Linked DNA regions of Homo sapiens: regions 1, 3 and 4 are each linked to region 2. Evidence: chromatin contacts called from ENCODE Hi-C or POLR2A ChIA-PET data. All regions are on one chromosome and are shown on one strand. The core of a region is the stretch at or near the end of the contact, and the rest is flanking DNA. Distances in the headings are between cores, read along the strand shown.

Region 1 (6,397 bases), core at 33-2,532, 1.3 Mb before region 2:
TAGGGCCCTTTACTATCATTTAGAGGGGGAAAAAAGCCCAGTTCTTACATCCATTTTCTTTGCTGGGACCTATAAACTTCATTAAGGGTTAAAGAGCACAAGAGCAGGATTTTCACTTCCATGAAAGGTGTGGTGATAAGGGCCCTAGGCTTGGGGGTGGTTCGGAAAGTCAGATCATTTCTCCTACTGCCCTCGGCTTTATTTCTCGGCTATGTGACCTTGGGCAAGTCCCTTCTCTTATCTAGACTTGTTTCACAGGAAATGGCACCAGGCAATTTTAGTGCCCTTCCGTGTCTATGGATAAAACTGAAGACATGTAGTAGGAGATCTCAGGGGCCCACGCCGGCCAGTCCCTCCAATCCTCCGGATTCTAGGTAGTCTAGCTTCCTGGTTGCCAGCCATTACACGGTTTAGCTTTCCGTGCCGGATGGAGCCACAGCGAAGTCTTCCTTAATAGTAAGCGCTTTTAGTCGAGCTAGGCCTTCAGTTTTATTGCCTTCTCTGTCATGGCAGCGCCGCCCCTTCCAGTAGTGCGATACCCAATGAGACTTCAGGTAGGAGAAACGGCACTGTCGCAAGCGCAGGCTCTCGCCGGAATCCCGCCCTTCGCTTGGGCGGGGGAGTGACGCCTGCGCTCCAGGGGAACTACTACTCCCAGCGGGTAGCGCGGCCGACGCAGCCGCGCAGCCTCCGGGGCCAGGCCGTGTGGCCCGCTGGGGACTGGAGTCTCAACGACGCGCACACGAGAAGTAAGGAGCGGAAGGTGGGAAAGGGCCGGAAAACACACGTTCCTCCGAAACCGGTTTGCAAGTCCTTGTAGAGGTAGTTTCGGGACGCGCACTGGCCAAGGGGCGGGCTGTGGGAGGGTGAAGAAAAAAGGGATACACACATGCATACCCACCCACTCATTCATACGCGCCCAGGCCCTGGAAGTGGGCAAGGGGGTTAGAAGGGGCGTACTAAACTAGGCTTGTCCGTGCCTCAGGCGGCACGAGGAAAGGCAGAGGATTCAATTCTGTAGGGGGCAGAGGTGACCATGCGCCGCCTCAAGCGGCGAAGAAGGGAGCCGGGGGCGGGGCAGGGCATAACCGCCGTTCTGGAGGCCGAACGTTGGCAGCGTAGGGAACTGGCGTCCGGGAGGGTCGCCGGAGCAGTCCCTTGCGCATGCGCTTCTTCAGGTGGGCGTGTGTAAGGCGGGGTCGGACGGGGGATGGGAGGGCCGTGCTGCTGGTCGCTCCTCCTCCTCCACCCGCTCTGCCCCTCCTGGACCTTGTGGGCCGGGCAGCCATTTTGGGAAGAGCTTTGTTATGGTTGTGGACTAGCCGCCTCTGCCGGGTCGACAAGCTGGGGACGCGTCCTCAGACGCAGCGTCTAGTCCCTGGCCATAGCTCCGCCGCTGCCCGGTGAGTGGGAGTTTGGGAAACGGGGCAGTAGGAGATCCTGGAGTCGTTCTGGCGCGGGGCTCCGCCCGGTGCCTAACCAACGGGCTGTTAAAACTAGTTGAAAGAAGCTCTCACACAGGTGGTTGGGTATAGGTCCGACCCGAGAGGGGCGAGCGGAGCCCACGGGTCAAGTGGTTCGGATGCGGCACCCCCGCCTCCCCCGTGCATGGAGCTTTGCACGCGAGCGTCGCCGGGGCTCCGCGAAAGCGCTCCTACTTTAACTTCGGTCGTCGGGTCGGAACGCTCACCTGCGGCTCTTTGGCTCCTCTCCAGGCGATCCGGCTTGGTGCTCGTTGAGTGACTTGGCTTACGGGTTTTTTTCTTTCCTTCTTGAAATGAGAGCTAAGGGCTTTTGTTTTCCTTCAAAGGAAAACCTAAGGAGGAAAAAGTGTAAGTCAAATGTTGGATATCTGAGGGGAAAAAAGTTTTAACCCCCAGCTTTCCGGTTCTCTGTGGTAGCGAGGTGTTTTCGCTTAGATTGAGTCTATCCGATATCTACCAACCTCCTTTCCTTGGAGGGGCAGGGAAAGCTGGTCGATCCTGAAATGTTTTAAGTGTTATTTTTTTTCTGTTGTTTTAAATCTAGTTCTCCCCAACCCGTGAAATTCGAAAGACAGTCTGAATCCAAAATGGCTGTAGCTTGGGGAAGTGCCCTGCCCTTCGATTACTTAAATACATTAACGTTTAAAGATTTTAGTCCTTTCCCCTGTGGGGACATTAACTGAATCTTTTGATATTTTGGTTTTTTGCAGTTGGTGTCTCACCTTTAACTCTCCTTATGCTGGGTGAAAACAAAGGTGAGGCTCACAAAGTTGACTATTCCAAAAGTTTACATAAGAATGGGTGCGGTGCGGTGGTGTGTGTGTTTAATAGTTGCTTATAGTTTTGAAATTGTGCTGTGGTGTCAATTTTATCTGCCAACTTCGTGCTCTGAAGTTGGCTTGTCATATTTGTTGAAATATTTTTAACATTGACATTTATTGCTTACCAGAAAAATACAGTTAATAATAGTGGTTCATGTTTTAGTTTAGTAGTAAGTCGTGTTCTTGTGTAAATCTTATCCAAAAGTAAAGTGATTGGTAGTCACTCCTCATTAGACTTATATTTGTAATTTAGTAGACTGCTGATCTTTTCTAAGGTCTTTTTTATCCAATATTTGAAAGGAAATTAGGGTGCTATTAAGTTTGAGATATTTACTAGAATAGTGTAAGACATTTTAACAAGTGAAAACATACTTTAGGTATGGAGTACCTGATTGTCGTGCCCTTTTGAACAAGAGACTGTCTTTTGTTTGCTTTTTTTTTTTAATCGATAGATCCAGAAGTTTAAACAAAAAGTCATAGATTGGAAACCAAAACCAATAAATTTCAATATTTGGAAAGGTGCTGAAGCCTGTATCTATTTAAAAGATAAAAGAGTGAAATGCTAATTGTGAATGAGAACTTTGAAATTAATAGTAAAATAAACTCATCTTTCCTAGGGAGTCAGTTTTCAATGTACCTTTTGACGTTTTTTCAAATACAAAAGTTGGTTTTTGTTAATACCCCTAGGATTTTTTGTTGTTGTTGTTAAATTATTTTGGTGGTTTTACAGGAAAAATATTTAAAGTTTTTAATAGAAATTACAAGCTAGTTGCTTTGTGTTTTGTCACTGTTAACTACTAAACTGGAGTGAGATATTGATTTTTTGGGGGGGTACTCAGTGGTTTGTACATGTTAATATAAACATTCAGTTGATTCTGGATGGTGTCTTTATCAGAGCTCTTGATTTGTGGTGTGGGGGGAACTCTTGGGGAAACCTTTATTTTGAGCGAATTCAATTTACTAGATTGCTCATCAGTGGCTGTTAAAATGCTTAGCTGAGGAGGACACATTCAACCATTTAAATTTAGAATGATAAGAAATCTGGTGCACATTTCTGCTTGTAATTCATTTTTAATTTTGAGTTAAAGATAAGACACAATCGTGAATCATACTTCAGAAGATTGCATATCTTTATTTTATGGCTATAACTCTGATGTGCCAGGGACTGACTGCTGTTTAAAGTGCTTTGTATTTGTTACTTACTTTTTTTTCCTTCTTTTCTTTTCTTTTTCTTTTTTTTTTTTTTTTTTTGAGACGGAGTTTCGCTCTTGTTGCCCAGGCTGGAGTGCGGTGGCTTGATTTCTGTTCACTGCAACCTCCGCCTCCTGGGTTCAAGCGATTCACCTGTCTCAGCCTCCCGAGTAGCTGGTATTACAGGGGCTCACCACTACGCCTGGCTAATTTTTTGTATTTTTAGTAGAGATGGGTTTCACCATGTTGGCCAGGCTGGTCTTGAACTCCTGACCTCAGGTGATCCGCCTGCCTTGGCCTCCCAAAGTGCTGGGATTATAGTCATGAGCCACCGCCCCCGCCCGGCTTGTTGTTTACTTTTATAAGTATACTGGTTTATTTGTTTTGTTTTGTTTTTGATACGGGGTCTCACTCTGTCACCCAGATTGGAGTGCGGTGGCATGATTTCAGCTCACTGCAGCCTCCACCTCTCAGGCTTAAGCAGTCCTCCCACCTCAACCTCCCTAGTAGCTGGGACGACAGGTGCGTGCCACCGCACCCAGCTAATTTTTTTTTTTTTTTTTTTTTGTATTTTATTAGAGAGGAGGGGGAGGGTTCATCCTATTGCCAAGCTGGTCTCGAACTCAGGGACTCAAGCAATGGTCTCGAACTCAGGGACTCAAGCAATCTGCTCACTTTGGCCTCCCAAAGTGTTGGGATTACAGGCGTGAGCCACAGCGCCAGGTCTAAGTAGATACTGTTTTATACCCTATTTTGTAGTTGAGGAAAAGGAGTCCAGAGATTCATCCAGCTGGTAGGTAACAGTCTATATTCAGGCCGGGCGCGGTGGCTCACGCCTGTAATCCCAGCACTTTGGGAGGCCGAGGCGGGCGGATCACGAGGTCAGGAGATGGAGACCATCTTGGCTAACACTGTGAAACCCCGTCTCTACTAAAAATACAAAAAATTAGCTGGGCGTGGTGGTAGGCGCCTGTAGTGCCAGCTACTCGGGAGGCTGAGGCTGGAGAATGGCATGAATCCGGAAGGCAGAGCTTCCAGTGAGCCGAGATCTGCGCTCCAACCTGGGGACAGAGCGAGACTCCCTCTCAAAAAAAAAAAAAAAAAAAAAAAAAAAAGGCCTATATTCAAATTTAGGCAATCTAAGTTGTTGTGTTTAACTTGACTGTTATGGTCACTGCCTTTAAACATGAAAGTAAGACTGTTGGTCTAAAAGATGAAAGGCAGACAAAATTTTAAAGGATTCCAACTAAAAAAAAAAAAACTAATGGGAAAGGCAAATTTTGGTGTATTTATGGTTGTTCAGATAGATGAGGGGAAAAATAACATACCCCCTAAGTGGCTGTAGTTGCTGTTGTCTGGAATTTAATACGTGGTTGTGCTGTTAGAGACCTAATTGCCCAAGTTACTTCTAAATCAGACTTAGTGTTTCCTATTTCCCACTGAAATCTGCCTCAAACAGCCTATAATCAAACTTGGAAAATAGTTCAGTAAGAGGAACTGAACTTTTGTCCACAGGTATACTTTAACTGAGGTAGATATATTTCTAATGTTATGTAAATTGAATTTTTATAGGTGATTTCAAACGTGCTAGGCAAACATTTAAAAGAGCCTATTATTTTTCTTTACTAAGGCAAATAATTGATCTGTTAGCTGAATCATTTTTCAGCTAAAACAGCTCAATCATTTATTTTTGTTAAGAAACTAGGGATTGGGAGTATCTAGATGACCATAAAACAAAGAACTTTACGGTTTAACAGATAATACTTAATAGTTGGAGGATAACATAAAAAGCAATTACTCTTAAAGGAGTTGATTTTAACAAAGTCATTAAGTTCACCTTCCTTTTCTAAGATAAAAACCACTTTGCCTTTTGTTAACCAGAGGTCAGCCTAGAGAATCACCAGAATGAACAAAGTTTTAGTACCCTTTTCTGAGCAGTAGGTCTATTTGTGTGGAGTAAGTTTTTTCCCCCAGAAAAATCTCATTTGGTTAAGTTTAGCTATACTTTAAATTGAGCTTGCAAACTCTGTTTCTGCTTAAGTTTAAAAGTTTGGTATATAAAAAAGTTATTGTCTGAATTATTGCTATCTTTAAAGTTTATAAGTATATAGAAAAGTTGGTTTTGGGGCTGTTTAGTTAATTTGAAAGTAGAGCTTTTCCAGTTTTTGTGCTGTTAGTAAATTTTTCTACTTTTTAATTCGTCTTACCATGTATGGCAGGAAGGGCAATAGGAACCATTTATTGTGGGCTTCATAAACTCAGATGCTGTAATAGAGTCAATTATGTAATCTTATTATTCCTTACTATTTAAAGAAGTAGATATTAACCCTTCTACAAGAGATATACAGAGGTTCCAAGAAGTTAAGTAATTTCGGTAACATAGAGATGGAGATTTGGGCCGCTTTCTGTGATTCCAAAGCATAGTTTCCACCATAGCACACAGAGAAATGGCATAGTATGGTAATCAGTGGTTGGCTTTGTAGCCAGACCATTTGGGTTCGAATCTCAGCTTTGCTGCTTACAGCTTTGTGACTTTGAGTGAATTATTTAAATGAGACTGTTTGCCTGTTTCTTCATCTGTTAAATAGGAACAATAATAGTACCTTCTCCTAGGGTTGTTGTAATAAATAATATTTGTATAATTCTTAAAATAATGTCTGACGGTAAGAACTTCATGATTATTAGAGAAGTTGTCTTTAATGAACATCCTTTAACACACCAATCCAGTGAAATTCAGTGAAATCTGCACAGATGAGTTGCACACGGAGGGGTGTTTTTCTTTCTTAGGTACTACTTTTCTGTTGACCTTTGTAATTTATTTGAATCAGGATCTAGGTCCCACAAACTGCAATTGGCTGCCATTTTAAATGCCTTAATTTGCATATTTCTCCTCAGTTTTTT
Region 2 (6,595 bases), core at 1,145-3,644:
CTTCAAGCGATCCTCCTGCCTCAGTCTTCTGCCTCCTGAGTAGCTGCGACTACTACATGCGTCACCATACCCGGCTCCCCTCACTCTTGATGCCTTGGGATTGAACTCCCCAATTAAATTTGAGCACATAAGTTTTGCCTCAGGCTCCGTTTCCTTTTTTTTCTTTTATAGAGATGGAATCTTGCTATGTTGACCAGTCTGGTCATGAACCCCCGGGCTCAAGCAATCCTTCCACCTTGGCCTGCCAAAGTGTTGGGATTACAGGCATGAGCCACTGTGCCCGGCCCAGGCTCTGTTTTCTAGGGAACCAGATAGCACACAACAGAGCCATGGCTTGAGAAAGCCAAGTGCTGTGTTAGGCGGCAGTGTAAGATACCAAGTGTATACTGAGCTGTTAAACTGTTCTATTATTTGAATCAATTTGCCTGGTCTTTGTACAAAAAGAACTTACAGTGTGGTGAAGTCCTGGAAGCTGTACAGTTGAGCCCTAGTGCACCAAGGAGGAAAGAACACATTCTGGGGAAGTCAAGGGGACCATGGAAGGCTCCACAGAGGATGTTGGGGCTGGGCATTACATAAAGCCTTGAATCCAGATACTATAGATTTACTTCATTCTTACAGCCAAGAAGATTGGCTGTGCCCTACTCTCAGGCCATAACTCAGTATATAACAAAGCTATCTCACTGCCTCTTGTCTTATTTTTATATTTACTTGTTTTATTATCTATTCTTCCTCCTACAGCCCCTCCCCAATTTATTTATTATGGCTCACTGCAGCTTTGTCCTCCCAGGCTCCAGTGATCCTCCCACCTCAGCCTCCTGAGTACCTGGGACTACAAGCACGTGCCACCATGCCTGCCTAATTTTTAACTTGTTTGTAGAGATGAGAATCTCATTATGTTGCCCAAGCTGGTCTTGAACTCCTGGTCTCAAAGGATCCTCCTGCCTCAGACTCCCAAAGTGTTAGAATTACAGACGTGAGCCACGACACCCAGCTTCCCTCTCCAATTTAAAAGCTCCTTGAGAATAGAGGTGTGTCGTTATTCATCAATGAATCCTCAGCAACAGAAACAGTGCCTGACACTTAAGAGAGGCACTATAAATACAGATGGACTGACTGACCAACTGGGGTTAATGTGTAGGTAATAATAGGAGAATCTGTTCCAGCTCCAAGAGTTGGGGGATAGTGCCTCCACTTTACTGACCTCGGGATAAGTCTGTCCCTGCTGCTGGATATTCCCTCATTTGTTCGCAGACATTTATTGCGGGCCTTCTTTATACCTGCCCTATGCGGTGTATTACTGATACAACATGAACAATATGGAAAAAATGCTTTTCCTAAAGGACTTAAAACCCTGTGGGAGCGACAACAAGGAAACAGACAATTATAAGACAATATGATAAATGCTATAGGTCCACAGCAGAATCACCTAACCTATGACGTGGGTGGGATTAAGGAAGGCATTCCCTGATATGGGGATTACCAGGCACTCTCAGCTCAGGTGGAAACCGTTATGGTAAGGTCCGCTCTCAGAGGTGGTAGGGCCCAGAAATGACATCATCCTAAGTGTAAGTATGCAGACAGCACACAGAGGGGCTTGGTAACTGAAGCTGGGCCCAGAGGATGGGGTCCTGACCGATTGGGAAGCTGTCAAAGCCATCATTCCCAGCTCATAACCTGGGACCCATGACTACCCAGAAAGGCATAACCAGGATGAAGAAACACAGGTCTCTCCAGCTTACTGGAGAGACTGACTGGGGAAGCTCCTCACAGCTGAGGCCAGAAACCTTTTAAACAGAAGTTTCCTCTGAGTGGACCTGAACAAGCCAGTTCCCTCTTCCTTAGGACGGCCCTTCACAAATCTAAGCATTTTCCTCTTAGCTTAATCCCTCCTTGTCTCAGGTCTCCCCCAGGCCCACATCCGAAAGTAGATGACAATAATTACTTGTTGAATGAACGAATCATGAGGAGTCATGTAAATAGAATTCTGTCACGTTGTGAGCCCACATTCACCTTACGGGTATATTGGAGGGCGGGAAAACGGAGATGGGGGGCTCCACTAATGTGTGTCTGTGATCCTGGTTAGATCGCTGTAGGCCATAGAAAGTTTCATTTTAAAAAAATTCCTTTCACAGATCAGAAGTGATGTCCCCGTCCCCGTCTTCTCTTCTGAGTTTGTGCAACGTCAAAACTACAAGTCCCATAAGGCCGGCGGCCGGGAGTCACCATCTTGACATACCTTAGCGCGCATGTCGGCGGGAGAGCGAGCGTTTGGGGAGAAGAAGCCCCGCCTGACTGCAGCCCATTGGTCAAAGGGGTCGGCAGCGGGCTCAGCGGTTGGCCACAGCGCCCGCCCGTCCGCCGCGTCGGTCGGGGTCAGAGTGCGCGGAGGTGAGTCGGTGTGTTGTGGACTCGTGGTGCTGGCTGCCGCTGTTCAGGCGGCCGGGAACGGGCGGTGGGGAGCGGGCGGAGCTGGCCCTGCCTCTGCCTGGCCGGCGCCGCAGTCGGCGCGGGCCGCGCCCGCCGCCGCCAACTGCCCTGAGCGCTTGCTGAGGCCGAGGGAGACGTCGGGGCCTGCACCTGGAGGGAGCCTGCCGCGCTGGCCCCGAGGAGGGGGCGTTGCCATGGCGACAGCCTCTCCCGCTGCTGACGGGGGGCGGGGGCGGCCCTGGGAAGGAGGGCTGGTCTCCTGGCCCCCCGCCCCTCCCCTTACTCTCCCCTGGACTTGGATGGGCCCGAGTTGGGGGCAACACCCCGGGGTGGGTGATGCTGAATGGCCCCGCCAAGATTGGGCCCTGGTTAATGCATGCGGGGTGAGGGTCGCGGTGCGCAGAATTTATGCAACCTGGGGTGCTGGCCCATGTGCTTACCCTGGATGCTTACTTAATCTACTGAGTAATGTTCTGGCGGAGGGGGAGCGGGGCAGAGCTTTGCAAGACAGGATGGGTGAGTTTATTAAGGGGGTTGACTTACTGGGATTACTAGAGAAGAAAAAGGTTTGACTAGAGAGGCTAGAAATGGAGCATGGAGATTGTGGGTAGAACATTCCCTTGACCCTCTCGCCAACACATGCCCACACACCAGGTTAGCAGTTTACCTCTTTGTAAATCTGAAGCGGTGGTAGTAGTGATGGTGGAAGGAGTGAATAAGGGCCTAACCTGGCTAGCTTTCTGTTTGCCTGTCTTGCAAATGGTCCAGCAACAGGTGTTTTCTTAAAAAAAGCATGAACTTGGATTGAGGCTTGACTGCGAGTTCTTGCAAAATATAACTGCTCCTTGTTGACTTGGAAGATGCTGGATGTGGGGCCCCTCAATGGGGGTTTGGATTTTGTCCTTAGAGCTGGATTTTGCAACAAATAGTGCCCATCGTTGTGTCTGCGAGAGGTCTCTGGCCACTTCAATGGCATTTACTCTTGTCAGACATTTAATCAGTCTCCCAGCGGAAGGGCAGCAAAACATGAATCCTATTGGCTAAAAGAGTGTACGCTATTCAAACTATAGTAGGTTGTGAGTGGCTAAATGAGTTTTGATTGTAGAGTTTCTTCCAGAAATTGGCTTCATCAAATTCTGCTTTATTCTGACTTTATCATATACAGCATGCCTTGTTTTAGTGGGTTCTTGCTTGGAGCTTAGTTTATTATACCTGAATCTCCTACCATTTAAAAGCCAATTTATAAACAGGGACTTGGAGTGTGACTCCACTAATGTGTGTCTGTGATCCTGGTTAGAAACCCACTTGGCTGCCTTTTCCTCAGGAGGTGGGGGTTGGGGGAAGGGAGCTGCCGGGAAGTGATTGATAAGGTTTCCTTTATAGATTCTGTGGTGCTTCACTGGAGCTCAGAGCACTTTGGCAACTTAAGCACTCCAAATTAAAAGCTCATTAACAATTCCTGCCCAAAGATCCTGTAAATAATCAGCTAGCTAGGTCATAGAGCTTGGCTAAGAGCTTTTCTTCCAACTTGAAATTTCCAAATAAAAGTGCTTTTATTCCCTTTCATTTTAAAAAGTGTTTTCTTTGTGGTGGGGTAAATTGGTGAGTGGCCTTTTCCCAGGGGATCTGAGTAGAAGAAAGTCTTAAATGTGTGGAATGGTAGACAGGAATATATTAGTTCCAACCCTAGGTGTTTCTTTATGCAAAAGACATCACTAACAGGGGCATCTCTGCAACTTCTGGTCCTTTGGAGGATATGAATTAGTTGAAAAGGATGATAGGTATCTATTGATGTTTTGACTTGGGATTTAGTTACCTTGACTTTCTTAGAGCTTGAAGCAGGCTTGGAACTATCCTGAAAGTGTTTCCTAGTCTATGTGGCCATTTTCAGTATGGCTTGTGGATTTGTGGCAACCAACCCCTACCCCAGTCCTGGCCCAGCCTTAGTTCCTTAGTTCTGAATATTGTCAGCCTTACCAGTGTCTTCCTCCTTGACTAGACTAGGATTCTGAAACTACCCAGAGGCACCACTTCATAGCTATCTTTCTCGGTAAATGTTTAGTGTTTCTAGGAGGTGAGCCTCCTTAGGAGCAAAAGTATATGACTAGAGAACATGAAAATCATTACAAATGTAGTACTAATAGTTTCTGAAAGCTCTGTGGGGGCACTGTCTTTGCACATAGATAGCAGTTATCCCGAAGTTTGAGTTTAGAGTTTGAGGTGTAGTATCCTTCATGGGGATTTGATCCTTGGTATTGAAATAGACTTGTTGCAGAGATGTGTATTTATCCACAGCATTGGGGCTTTCCAGCTCTCACAGAACCTTCAGCATCCCCAGCTGCCGGTCTTGGCATCTTCGAAGTAAGGAGAGGTGAGAATCCTGTTGCATGGTCAAGTCTGGCTTTATTTTCTTCTGAGTATTTGGGCTTGGAGGGTAGGGGGTGGGGGCTGATGCAGATTGTATTTTTTTTCCCATGTATCCCCAAAGTCTAAACGAATCATATTTTTTTGTAGCTTCTTCTGATAAAGTAACATATGCTCAAAGTCTGTAGAAACTTACTTAAAGTTTCTAAAGTGGTAAGAGTTGGAGGTGGGAGATCCAGACTGTCAAGTTCTGTCACAACTGCTTTATGGGCATCTCATGAGCACCTACTTTAGGTTCAGGATGGTTGAATAGAACCAGAATAGCCCATTATCCTGAGAAATACACATCTTAAGAAAATAGGAAGAAACATCTTCATTTGGCTTTAAACATTTATCTATCTATCTATCTATCTATCTATCTATCTATCTATCTATCTATCTATCTATCTATGAGACCTTGCTAGGTTGCCCATGCTGGGCTCGAACTCCTGGGTTCAAGTGATCTCCTGCCCACAAGTAGCTGGAGCTACAGGCATGTGCCACTACACCTGGCTCTCGTTTGGCTTTTGCTAATGTATTTGACCAAGGCCTTTGGGATCTTGGTTTAATTTAGGTTGCATGTCACCTTTTGGTGGGTGGTTAGTTCCAACCTGTCTGTTTTACAAGGATCAGGGACCAGCTAAAGAGGCATACTCTGGATGATTGATATCCAGGGACTCGAGCTTGTTTGTTCAATAGCTAAGGGCCAGGCACTGTGCTAGTTCCTGGGATTGTAGTGGTGAACAAGAAAGCCACCTTCCCTGACACCATAGAGCTTACAAATTCATGGGAGAGACTGATAGTAAAAAGGCAGTTATGATATGATCTGAGAGTGCTATAGTAAGGGAAGTGTAGAGGCTTTGGGAATACTCAGAAAGGTCTCTAACCCAGACTTGTAGACTCAGGGAAGGCCTCTCAGAGGAAGTAAACCTCCTCACATAGAATTAAACGAACCCTCAAAGAACACGGGAAATTAAAAAAAAAAAATTAGGTGAAGACATGAGGGACCAAGTGTCAGAGCTTTGTTGAATTTGAGAAAGTTCAATGTGGCTGAAACAGAGTACTTAGTGGTCAGGGGACAGGAGGATATGGGGAGAGATGAAGCAGGAGCTAAGCAGAGGCCAGAGCCTTAGCCTTATAAACTCTTAGGATTAGACCAGGGAGTAGAAAAAAGATTAGATTAGTGCTCTGCAAATTTTTTCTGTAATGGATAAGATAGTAAATATTTAGGCTTTGGGTCTCTGTCACAACTTCTCAACTCTACTAAACTCTGCAGTTATGCATGAAAGTAGCCACAGACAGTATGAAAAGGAAGAGCATGGATGTATTCCTGTAAAACTTTATTTATAAAATAAAGGTGACAGTTAGATTTGGCCCATGGGACATAGTTTGCTGACCTCTGGATCAGATTTAAGAACAGTAAGAAGCCATTAAAGGGTTTTAAGCAGTAGACTGACATTAGATTTATGTTTTAGAAAGTTGGCAGGCCGGCATGGTGGCTCACGCCTGTAATCCCAGCACTTTGGGAAGCTGAGGTGGGCAGATCACTTGACGTCAGGAGTTTGAGACCAGCCTGGCCAACATGTTGAAACCCTGTCTCTACTAAAAACACAAAAATTAGCTGGGCATGGTGGTGCACATCTATAATCCCAGCTACTTGGGAGGCTGAGGCGGGAGAATTGCTTGAACCCAGAAGGCGGAGGTTGCAGTGAGCTGAGATGGCACCACTGCACTCCAGCCTGGGTGACAGAGCAAGACTCTG
Region 3 (5,337 bases), core at 2,770-5,269, 1.8 Mb before region 2:
CCAAAGTGCTGGGATTACAGGTGTGAGCCACTGCGCCCAGCCAAGATCCTGCATTTCTAATAAGCTCCCAGGTGATGGCCATGCTGCTGGTCCACACTTCAAGTAATAAGGGACCACACTTTGAGTAACAAGGTTACAGAAAATGGTTCTGAGATGTTTGGGTTTTATTTAACAGGTAATGAACAGCCATGAAAACTCTGGTTTGTTTAGGCTTTTAATTCAAGTAATTCCAGCCCATGGTTGCAGAAGGATTTACAATGAGAAGATAGTTACCCCTACCCTACCCTTTCACACCTCTAGGCCCACTCCCAATTGGCAAAAAATAACTTTTAGTTTTTTTTTTTCTTTTGGTGTTCATACCCATAACGTTATTGTTTAGAGTTAACTAAAAGTGGTTGCCAATTGGGAGTGGGCCTAGAGGTGTGAAAGGGTAGGGTAGGAGTAACTATCCTCTTATTGTAAATCCTACCACTATTTTTTCTTTTTTAGAGACAGGGTCTTCCTACATTGCCCAGGCTGGACTCAAACTCCTGGGCTCAAGCAATCCTCCTGCCTCCCAAGCAGCTGTGACTACAGGAGTATGCCACCATGCCCAGCCACACTACTTCTCAATTTTAAACATTCATCTGCTGTTTATTGTCCTATTCAGATAAATATGGATATATGGGTTTAACTCACACTCTGTAGTTCCTTTCCCCCATTGGCAATATATATTTCTTTTCTTTTCTTTCTTTTTTCTTTTTTTTTTTTTTTTTGAGATGGAGTCTCACTCTGTCGCCCAGGCTGGAGTGCAGTGGCACGATCTTGACTCACTGCAACCTGCCCTCCTGGGTTCAAGCGATTCTCCTGCCTCAGCCTCCTGAGTAGCTGGGATTACAGGCACGTGCCACCATGCCCGACTAATTTTTGTATTTTTAGTAGAGACGGGGGTTTCACCATGTTGGTCAGGCTGGTCTCGAACTCTTGACCTCGTGATCTGCCTGCCTCAGCCTCCCAAAGTGCTGGGATTACAGGTGTGAGCCACTGCGCCCGGCCTGGCACTACATATTTCTATCACTCTTTTTAGTTCATCTAAGGTTACCTTTGTAATTAACTTTTTTTAAAATTTAGATAGAGTCTCGCTATGTTGCCCAGGCTGGTCTCGAACTCCTGGCCTCAAGCAATCCTCCCACCTTAGCCTCCCAAAGTGCTGGGATTACAGGCATGAGCCACCATGCCTGGCCTACCTTTATAATTTTAAGTAACATCATTTTCCTTGGTACTTTTTGATCCATGGAAGGGTTTTAAGTTAGAGATAGACAAAACATTTGTCTTTTTTTTTTGAGACAGAGTCCGGCTCTGTTGCCCAGGCTGGAGTGCAGTGGCACCATCTTGGCTCATTGCAACTTCTGCCTCCCAGGTTCAAGCCATTCTCCTGCCTCAGCCTCCTGAGTAACTGGAATTACAGGCACCTGCCACAACACCCAGCTAATTCTTGTATTTTTAGTAGAGACGGGGTTTCACCATGTTGGCCAGGCGGATCCATCCGCCTCAGGTGATCCACCCGCCTTGGCCTCCCAAAGTGCCGGGATTACAGGCATGAGCCACCGAACCCGGCAACATTTGCCTTAAAGAAAATCACTCTGGATTTTGCAAGGAGAAAAGGATAGGAGGAGTAAAAATCTAGAGTCAAGGAGACTGGCTGGAAAGCAAGAAACTGAAATGGCCTGCACTGGGGCTGATTGTGAGGTCAAAGAAGAATTAGACTAGAATGGAAGGCTCTTTAGGAGGTAAGACTGACAGGACTAGGTGACTGGTTACATTCATTTATAGTGGCATTCAATAAAAATTTGTTAAAAAATACAAATGAATGATTTCAACAAATGTTACGGAGAGCTTACTATGTGCCAGCCTTTGTGTGTGGTGTAGAGAATACAATGGTGAGCAAGACATACCTGGACTGGTCACTGGAGACAGACAAGGAGTCAAGGGTGACTCCCAGCTGTTTGGCCTGGTGCAGTTCACTGAGGAGGGGAACCCACAGGAAATCTAGGAGTGAAAGGAAATGATTCCAGAAGTTGTGCTGTTGCGTTAGAGGGGCCTGTGAAGATGTCCTGCTGGACATCAGGCAGCCTGGAGCTCAGGAAAGAGGTTAGAACTGCCAATGTCAGTTTGGGCATCTAGATTGGTAACAGAGGTCATGAGAGAATGAGATCATCCATGAAGAGTCAGTTTGAGGAGAAAAGAGGGTCAGGAAGGAACCCTGAGGGACATCTTTTAATTATTTATTTTTATTTTTTTATTTTTTGAGACGGAGTCTTGCTCTGTCACTCAGGCTGGAGTGCAGTGGTGCAATCTCAACTGCAACTTCTGTCTCCCAGGTTCAAGCGATTCTCCTGCTTCAGCCTCCTGAGTAGCTACGATTATAGGCGCCTGTCACCACGCCCAGCTAACTTTTGTATTTTTAGTAGAGACGGGGTTTCACCGCGTTGGGCAGGCTGGTCTCAAACTCCTGACCTCAACTGACCACCCCACCTCGGCCTCCCAACCTGCTGGGATTACGTGAGTCATGGTGCCCAGCCGGGACATCTTTTCAAATGTAATAAAATGTGTTGGGTTTTCTTCCATTCTTATACATACTTACTAGGAAAAATCATGTATTTCTTTAACTCCTAAGACAAGTACTGTTAACATTTCATTTTGGGGGATATTACCCCACCATTCAGGAAGCAGATGGAATACAGAAAGCTCAAAAAAATCTAACTGGTCTTCTGGCTTCCTCTGTCTGCTTCCAACCCATTCTCCACAAAAAAAGTAAAGGTTCTCTTAAAACAGAAATTGGATTATATTGCTCCCCTGCCTAAAACTGTTCTATGGCTATCCACTTCAAACAAGCATCAACATCACCTAGAAACTTCTCAGGAATGCAAAATCCCACCCTGCCCCAGACCACTGAATCTAAAACTCTAGGGATGGGGCCCAGCACCTCTGTTTTAAGAAGTCATCCAGGTGATTCTGACGCAAGCTAAAGTTTGAGAACCATTGTGTTAAGCTAACTGCTTTCTATGTATGATGTTATTTAAACCTGGCAATTCTTATGTATTGTTGCCAGCAGAGTGCAGTGGTTAAGAGCAGAATCTGGAGCTAGGCTGAGTTTCAATTCCACCTCTCCTAGCTTTGTGATATTAGGTCTTATTTCTTTATCTGCGACAGGGATAGTAATAGCGCCTATAGCCAGCACGGTGGCTCACTGCCCATAATCCCAGCACTTTGGGAGGCCAAGGCGGGCGGATCACTTGAGGTCAGAAGTTCAAGACCAGCCTGGCCAACATGGTGAAACCCCGTCTCTACTAAAAATATAAAAATTAGCTGGGTGTGGTGGCGCACGACCGTAGTCCCAGCTACTCAGGAGGCTGAGGCAGGAGAATCGCTTGAACCCAGAAGGCGGAGGTTGCAGCGAGCCGAGATGGTGCCACTGCACTCCAGCCTGGGCGACAGAGCGAGACTCCGTCTCAATTAAAAAAAAAACAATAATAATGATAATAGCGCCTACCTCATGGGGTTGTTGTGGAATTAAACATCATCAGTAAGGTGCTTAGAACAGTGACAGAACCTGGATTTTAATCTCCCTTGGCCTCCAATAGCTGTGCATGCCCCAGGACTAGGTAACGGCCTTGCCCAGGACGGGTATGGGGCGGGTGGTGTGTGCCCTGTGTCCAAGGGTTGCAGCCCCTCTGACCCTGGCGTGCCCTGTGATCTGGTCCAAGGTGCTAGGCCTCTGACTGGAGTCGGGCTTGCCATCGGCGGTGCTGGGGAGCGGGCTGCTCTCGTGCAGGCAGCCCCACCAGCCAGCCGGGCTGCGAAGCTGCCTAGCACGGTCTGAGCATTCGCCTTACTCGCTGGCTGCTTACACCCCGACGCCGCTGCCGCCACCGCCGCCGCCGCCGCCGCCGCCCTAAGCACCGCCCGTCGCCCTCTCACCCCGCGGCAGCGGCGGCGGCGGCGGCGGCGGAAGCGGGGGGGCGGGCCAGGCCGGGGCGGGGCCGCAAGCGGCATGGAGGAGGCGGAGGCCGCGGCGAGCCGGGCCGAGCAGTGAGGGCCCTAGCGGGGCCCGAGCGGGGCCCGGGGCCCCTAAGCCGTGAGTGCCTCCGCGTGGGTGTCCGGAACGGGTAGCGCTGCCGGTGCAGGTCTCCTGAGCCCTCGGGCGGCTCCGGGCCCTGGGAGGAGGAGAGAAGCTGGGGCAGATAGGATGGGACGAGGGTTGAAGACTGGGGCAGGAGAGGTCGCTCTTTGCTCACCACAGGCTTGGGAAGGCCTGGAACTTGGTCCTTGTAGGGGCTAACGAACTTTGAGCCGATTATTTGGCCTCCACCCTTGGACAGCCTTGATTCAGAGAGTTACTCCAGTCTCAGGGAATTTCCAGGTGATCCAACCCCACTGAAGGGTTTCCTGCCAGCCCAGAGAAGTTGAGCCACTTTCCCCATGTCACACAGTATGGGTGCTTGCAGGGAAGAGTTGCTGGGAGGTCCTCCCTCATCTCCCCAGAAGGCATCAGACTTTGGGAGGAGCATCTTACCCCATGTGGCCCTCTGGTCCCTTCAGATTCCTGAAGTCATGGGCTGGCCAGGACATTGGTGACCCGCCAATCCGGTATGGACGACTGGAAGCCCAGCCCCCTCATCAAGCCCTTTGGGGCTCGGAAGAAGCGGAGCTGGTACCTTACCTGGAAGTATAAACTGACAAACCAGCGGGCCCTGCGGAGATTCTGTCAGGTATAGAGATGTCCCAAACCCTCCCCACCGAGCGCTCCCTCCCAGCTTCCTCCCCACCTAAATCAGGCACTGGGACCCCTGTTGGCCAGCCCCAGTGGGAAAGGGGCAGCAGGTTCCTAGAGGGGAGACCTCTATGTGTCATGTCCCTATAGGTAATGATTTGAACCCAAAGTTCTGGAATCGGAACCCAAGTACAACTTCTAAGCTTCTGACGGAAGCCTGAAGTCTGATCAGGCTGGCTTTGCAGAGAGGCACACCCCTGTGAGGCAGTTAGGGCCAGGACCCAGGTCTGATCCCCCGCTTGGGTCCCTGGGCCTGGCTCCATCTCTAGAAACCAACAATGGAGGGGACCAAGGAAATCAAGGTCTCAAATAGAAGAATACAGGAGCACTGGGTAGGGAGGGCCCTAATGGAGGGGGAAGTGTCAGGGGAGGTTCCCTGGGGAAAGTGGCTGTGAAACTAGGCCCTGGTCAGGGGAGTAGAGCTAGGCAGACAGAGGAAGGGACAGGACCCAGTTTCTCTGGATGTCTTCACTGCAGCCAGGGCCCTCCTTTCAGAAAGACCCTCTAGGATCTGAAGGAGGTGC
Region 4 (5,836 bases), core at 3,031-5,530, 1.2 Mb after region 2:
ATTTTGTGCCTGGAACACAGGGGGTACTTAATACATTTTTGTTGAGTGAACAAATGAATATGTTGAGCCTCATCATGACTCTGAGCTGAACAAGCTGAGCATCATCTGCATCTTACAGATGAGGAGACTGAGGCTCTGTGAGCCTATAAAATGGGGAGCCAGATCAAAGCCAGGTCTCCCAATGTCATGACCTTTATATTTTTCCCTTCACCGGTAATACCCTTAGACTTGGTCAGTGGAGATCCTCCCTTGGGCCTCAAATTTTAGAGCATCCCGGAGTCTTTCTCTGGCTGTACCCCTTACCATTAAGTGGGATACAGTGGCTGCCTGGAGTTTGTCCTGCCTCTTCTAGATCACGTTGCAGGTACCCAGGACTCTGGAGTTCCCTGCTCAGATAGTCTTGAGCCTGCTGACAAGACCAACATTGGGGGTTTCTTCCCAGGCTGTCTCTACTCAACCTGGGCCTGAAGGATGGGCACAGGGTGGTTGCTTATAGAATATATGGGTAGAATTTGAACATATGGGCTGCAAGGATCCACCCACATGTGTACAAGGCCCCTGGTGATATAAGATGGAGTTAGGAGCAGAAGAGAAGTGATACAGTAAGAAGTGTAAGAATATGAGCACAATAACTGAAAGTAAAATCTCAATGGATACATTAAACATTAAGTTAGATGCAGCAGAAAAGAGAAGCAATGAACTACGAGATACATCTAAAGTAATTATCTAGAATGCAACACAGAGAGAGTAAGGTATAAAAAATCCAAATAAGAGTTCAAAAAAAAAAAAACCCAAAAACATGAACGTCAGGTGTGGTGGCTTGCACCTGTAATCCCAGCTACTTGGGAGGCTGAGGTGGGAGGATGAGTTGAGTTCAGGAGTTCAAGACCAGCCTCAGCAACATAGCCAGACCCCATCTCCATAAAAACAATTAGCTGGTCAAGGTGGTGCATGCCTGTATTCCCAGCTATTCAGGAGGTTAAGGTGGGGAGGATGGCTTGAGCCCAGGAGTTTGAGACTGCTGTGAGCTATGATTGTGCCAGTGCACTCCAGCCTGGGCAACAGAGTGAGACCTGGTTTCTTAAAAAATAAATAAATAAAATAAAATAAAATAAAAAACTGGAAGGATGGAGTTGAGATGGTTTGGAGTTCCAGAAGGAGATAACAGAACAAAAAAGATACCTGTCCTTAGATCCAGGAATCTCAAATAATCCCTAGGAGGATAAAAAATGAAAATAAAAACTATACTGATGTGTGTGTCTGTATCTATATGTATGTATATATACTATGTATATATACATGTACATATAGTATATGGTGTGTGTATATATGGTGTGTATTTTATACGTATATATGTATATGGTGTATGTGTATAGATACATACACACACACACCATAGACAGAGAAGATATTAAACATCCAGAAAAAAAGATCATCTACAGAAAGACGATGCTGATAGCTAATTTCTTAACCACAGCAACAAAAGAGAAGCCAAAAAAACACAATGGAATATGATCTATAATATGCTGATAAAAATTTCACACCTGTTGAAACTATCTTTCAGAAATGAGGATAAAATAAAGTCATTTTCAGACAAAAACTGGGAGAATTTATTAATACATTATCAGTAAATGCAGAAGGAAAATGATCCCAGCTGGAATATCTGATTTGTAAAGAGTAATGGTGGGAAAAAGTTTGGTAAGTATGAGAGCAAATATAAATTAATGTTGTCTGTAGAAAACCATAATTTAATTTATATTGGAAAGTCATATGATCTTTTTTATTTTTGTTTTTGAGACAGGGTCTGGCTTGGTTTCCCAGGCTGGAGTGCAGTGGTGCGATCTTGGCTCACCACAACCTCTGCCTCCCGGGTTCAAGCAATTCTCCTGCTTCAGCCTCCCGAGTAGCTGGGACTACAGGCACGTGCCACCACGCCCAGCTGATTTTTGTATTTTTAGTAGAGACGGGGTTTCACTATGTTGGCGAGGATGGTCTTGATCTCTTGACCTCGTGATCTGCCCACCTTGGCCTCCCAAAGTGCTGGAATTACAGGCATGAGCCACCACACCTGGCCAGATGTCCATTTTTATTGCCCCTAATCAACACTGTCTGGAGGTGCTTACCAGCACAGGTAACACAAGAAAAAGGAAGAAAGTCATCGTTATTTGTAGATAACATGATAGTCTATGTAGAAGTCTCTGCATAATCTATAGACAAATCATTAGAATTAATAATAATTTAGCAAATATGCTGGAAATAAACATCAATAAATTAAAGTCAACTGTATTTAATACAGCTTATTCCAACAGAATATTATGTGGTTGATAAATTTGACTTTATTAAAACTAATAATTTTTGTCCATCAAAAGATACTTGTAAGATGGGAGAAAAATGCCCCAAACTGAAAGAAATTATTTGCAAGACATATATATATATCTGACAAATTATTGATATACAGAATATATAAATTGTGCATGTAAATCAATAAAATTGCCCAAAAATATCCTGCACAACAAACTGTAAAAAACAAGTAAAAGACTTGAACAAGGCATTTAACATACGACTAAATAGGAATAGCCCATAAACAGATACTCATCATCATTAATGATAGCAAAATGCAAACGAAAACCACAATTCCTTTTCTCAACCATTGGGTTAGCAAAAAATTACGAAGTTGGACAATACCAAGGGTTGGCAGGGTTGCTGAGGAATAAGAACTCTTATGCACTTCTAGTGGGAGTGTAAATTGGTACTATCATATTGCTCAGTAATTTTAGTCCTGGCTGTGTGCCCTAGAGAATCTGCACAAATAGATGAATGTATATGCATGCAAGAATGTTTATAGTAGTATAGTTTGTAATAGCAAATGATTGTTATTTCCCAAATGTCCCTCAATATTAGAGTGAATACATATATTTGAGACATTATATTCATATGATGGAACACTACATAGCAATAAAATGAACTTGGCTATATGTATCGAGATGTGTGAATCTCAAAAGCATGACATTGAACTGATGCAGCAAGACACAGAATACAGGGAGAAGCACTAGAACTGGTAATATTCTGTTTCCTATGCTGGGTGGCTGGGTTCACAGATCTACATTCTATTGTAATTCTTTAAATATGACATATATGTAGGGTACATTCTTTTGTATGTATATGTCACAATAAAAGGTGTCAATGCAACAAAGAATGGGAAAATGGATTCGGTTGTTGAAATAATGAATATCATTAACAGGACCACTGTGAACAAAAATAAGGGCTGTAATGCTATACAAATGGTTATTTGCGACTTGGGATAAAGTTTACAGTGTCTTCATCATACTTGGATTCAAACGGTGATATAATGAAGGTGGTGTGCTCAGGAAAACTGTTAGACAACTCAAAAAGTGGCTCTGGTGATGACAAAGGCAGTGATATTGAAGACACCAAAAGAGGGGTTCTTAACATATTTTCATGAAATTACAGTGAAAAAAGTACTTTTAAATTAACATTTTATATGTGATTTTAACTACATATGCGTGACTGATTAATCTAGTTTCATAATACAAGTCGCCATTTATTTCCTCTACATTTATAATACTGCATATATATTCAAATTGGCCAAAATCTTTCTTTCCAATCATCATGCTGGGATTATGGGGTTATATGTGGCACATACCATTCCTGTATATGTCAGGATGGAAAAAGTTTTACCTGGAATGAATTTTTGCCATTTCTGATCCACATTGTACTTCACACAGTGATTTCCTGAAGGAAATATAATGATCTGTTCATCGAAGTAGAAGATATTGTTGGCCACGTGGGATCGAAGACCAAAAACATGCAGCGTCTGAGCTACCACGGCTGACATGATCTCCCGCCAAACAGTTCTGCTGAAGACCAAGGCAGCGCTTCAGAGTGGAGAGCACCGCCCCGCTCCGACCCCGCCCCCGGCCCGGACTCGCCCTCCCCGCCCTTTGCTCCTCCCCTTGTCTCTCCCCTTTCTCCTCCCCTTGTCCCTCCCCTTTCCCCTCCCCTTGTCCCTCCCCTTTCCCCTCCCCCGGGGTCCTCCTCCGCGCCACCCCACCCCCGCGGCTCCTTTTTCTGCCTTTTCCTTTGTACCCTCACTGCTACCAGCTCCTTCTGGCGACCCCCAGGTACCCCCTCCCACCTTTCGTTTCTCTCTGGGTCAGCAGACCACGCATGTATCCAGAGGCGCTACCTGTAGGGATCCTAAGCAACCCGGACACTTTCAAACGCCGTAGCGGTTCCTATAGCAACGACAAACCGGAAGTATGGTTTGCCGCCGGAAGCGGAAGTCCCAATCAAAAGTTGAGCAGTAGCTGTGAGTTGCTGGCGCTGGAGCGATTCGGTGGCACGTGGAGCCACGGCGTGGGAGTAGGGGGCTGAAGGCAGGCAGCAGCGGCCAGGGCCGCCCTCTGCTAGCCGCTTGGGTCTCGGGATACCCCGTTTCTTCCTGTAGGTGTGGGACGTGCGTGCGGCGAGATGGACACTCCCCCGCTCTCGGATTCGGAGTCGGAATCCGATGAATCCCTTGTCACAGACAGAGAGGTAGGTGTCAGCCGAGCTCGTGGGGCTGGGCGTGGGAGAGGGGGCCTTACACCCCTGGGAGTGACCGTGATTGTGTCCTGCAGTTGCAGGATGCGTTTTCCCGAGGGCTTCTGAAGCCAGGCCTCAATGTCGTGCTAGAGGGGCCGAAGAAGGCCGTGAACGACGTGGTGAGCGTGGGCACAGGGTCGGGGGTACTCGGACATGGGATGCGCTTCAGGCGCTGTTGGGCTTGGGAGACCGATTCTTGTCCCAGGAAAGATGCACCCTGCGCCTCGCCAAGAGGGTCAATTACCTGTCTGGGTATTGGGGATTAGCACTTTGTCCCTTCGCCTAACAGCCTGTGCTTGGGAAAGACAAACTCAGAGTTCCCTTCTTGTGAGCTCAGTGTCTGGATTTCCTAGAATGGCCTGAAGCAATGTTTGGCAGAATTCAAGCGGGATCTGGAATGGGTTGAAAGGCTCGATGTGACACTGGGTCCGGTACCGGAGATCGGTGGATCTGAGGCGCCAGCACCTCAGAACAAGGACCAGAAAGCTGTTGATCCAGAAGACGACTTCCAGCGAGAGATGAGTTTGTATGTTTGTTTTCAAATGTTGGAGAAGTTGAGGATCCTTGTGCAGGAGAGTGGGAAAGAGGGGAAATTAGTAAGTCTGCACTCAGAATAAGCCTAGGAGTAGAGAGAGCGGCTTCTTTTGACTAAGAATAGCTAGGAGATTCTTCCTGTTTGAGAGAAGAGCTCTTTGGTCCACGGTCACGATCCAAAATCCACTTTATGGGCTAATTTGAAATATTCATGTTAAAACTTTTTGTGCATGCTTCAGTTATTAGGAAAACAAACAAACAAACATTGCTTATGGGATGTTCTTGTGTGGAATTGCTTTAGTAATTACATAAGAATCCATAATCGACATTCGTTTGTGTTAATGGGTACCTTTAGAGTAGTCATTCTCTTAAACTATTTTTAGCAACACCCCTCCCCTTTTTAAAAACTAGTATACGGCTACATTTCTTTTAGATACTAAATCAGTGAGACAGTTTTTGTTTGTTTGTTCTTGCTAATGGAGGTCAGATTTTGAGAGTCCTTCTGAGCTTGGATAACTCATGATTGGCGGTGAAAAGGAACGTAAGGCCTCCTCCTTCACCTCATTACACATTTTGTCCTACGATTCTCAGCTATCGCCAAGCCCAGGCCGCAGTGCTTGCAGTCTTACCCCGCCTCCATCAGCTCAAAGTCCCTACGAAGCGACCCACTGATTATTTTGCGGAAATGGCCAAATCT

What was found. Hi-C counts contacts between places; a loop is a spot of excess contacts on that map. ChIA-PET counts read pairs that join two places held with the same protein, here RNA polymerase II (POLR2A). Pooled maps may share reads with other maps.
Region 1: a map of naive thymus-derived CD4-positive, alpha-beta T cell shows a loop between it and region 2 (7-fold over the local background). The contact joins the promoter of GPBP1L1 here to the promoter of ERI3 in region 2. A Hi-C loop is called at or near these places in 1 of 168 maps with a recorded cell type or tissue (naive thymus-derived CD4-positive, alpha-beta T cell), 1 of 37 single-sample maps with no recorded cell type and 6 of 50 pooled maps.
Region 3: a loop to region 2 is called in a map of CD4-positive, alpha-beta T cell, with 5 times the contacts of the local background. The contact joins the promoter of POMGNT1 here to the promoter of ERI3 in region 2. A Hi-C loop is called at or near these places in 1 of 168 maps with a recorded cell type or tissue (CD4-positive, alpha-beta T cell), 1 of 37 single-sample maps with no recorded cell type and 6 of 50 pooled maps. POLR2A ChIA-PET finds 5 or more read pairs at or near these places in 1 of 52 experiments (activated CD4-positive, alpha-beta memory T cell).
Region 4: a map of CD4-positive, alpha-beta T cell shows a loop between it and region 2 (5-fold over the local background). The contact joins the promoter of CFAP57 here to the promoter of ERI3 in region 2. A Hi-C loop is called at or near these places in 2 of 168 maps with a recorded cell type or tissue (CD4-positive, alpha-beta T cell and posterior vena cava) and 8 of 50 pooled maps.

The regions. Positions count from the first base shown.
Region 1 is chr1:45,681,418-45,687,814 of GRCh38, reverse strand. GPBP1L1 (GC-rich promoter binding protein 1 like 1) reads left to right here and starts at 1,282. Exons shown (of 13, transcript NM_021639.5): 1 at 1,282-1,403; 2 at 2,195-2,239. RefSeq lists enhancers at 642-971, 992-1,111, 1,182-1,231, 1,292-1,441, 1,068-1,666.
Region 2 is chr1:44,351,056-44,357,650 of GRCh38, reverse strand. ERI3 (ERI1 exoribonuclease family member 3) reads left to right here and starts at 2,394. Exons shown (of 9, transcript NM_024066.3): 1 at 2,394-2,759; 2 at 4,726-4,801. The coding sequence starts at 2,625. RefSeq lists enhancers at 2,110-2,159, 2,060-2,560 and a silencer at 2,430-2,659.
Region 3 is chr1:46,197,116-46,202,452 of GRCh38, reverse strand. It overlaps POMGNT1 (protein O-linked mannose N-acetylglucosaminyltransferase 1 (beta 1,2-)), which reads left to right and starts at 4,019. Exons shown (of 22, transcript NM_017739.4): 1 at 4,019-4,117; 2 at 4,582-4,751. The coding sequence starts at 4,632. RefSeq lists a silencer at 3,891-4,090.
Region 4 is chr1:43,170,774-43,176,609 of GRCh38, reverse strand. CFAP57 (cilia and flagella associated protein 57) reads right to left here and starts at 4,280. Exons shown (of 23, transcript NM_001378189.1): 1 at 4,157-4,280; 2 at 3,700-3,875. The coding sequence starts at 3,856. It overlaps EBNA1BP2 (EBNA1 binding protein 2), which reads left to right and starts at 4,320. Exons shown (of 9, transcript NM_006824.3): 1 at 4,320-4,557; 2 at 4,641-4,724; 3 at 4,959-5,131; 4 at 5,731-5,836. The coding sequence starts at 4,492. It overlaps MIR6733 (microRNA 6733), which reads left to right and starts at 4,898; the gene lies at 4,898-4,958. RefSeq lists a silencer at 3,854-4,053 and enhancers at 4,164-4,213, 4,294-4,423, 3,973-4,608, 4,554-4,783, 4,609-5,245.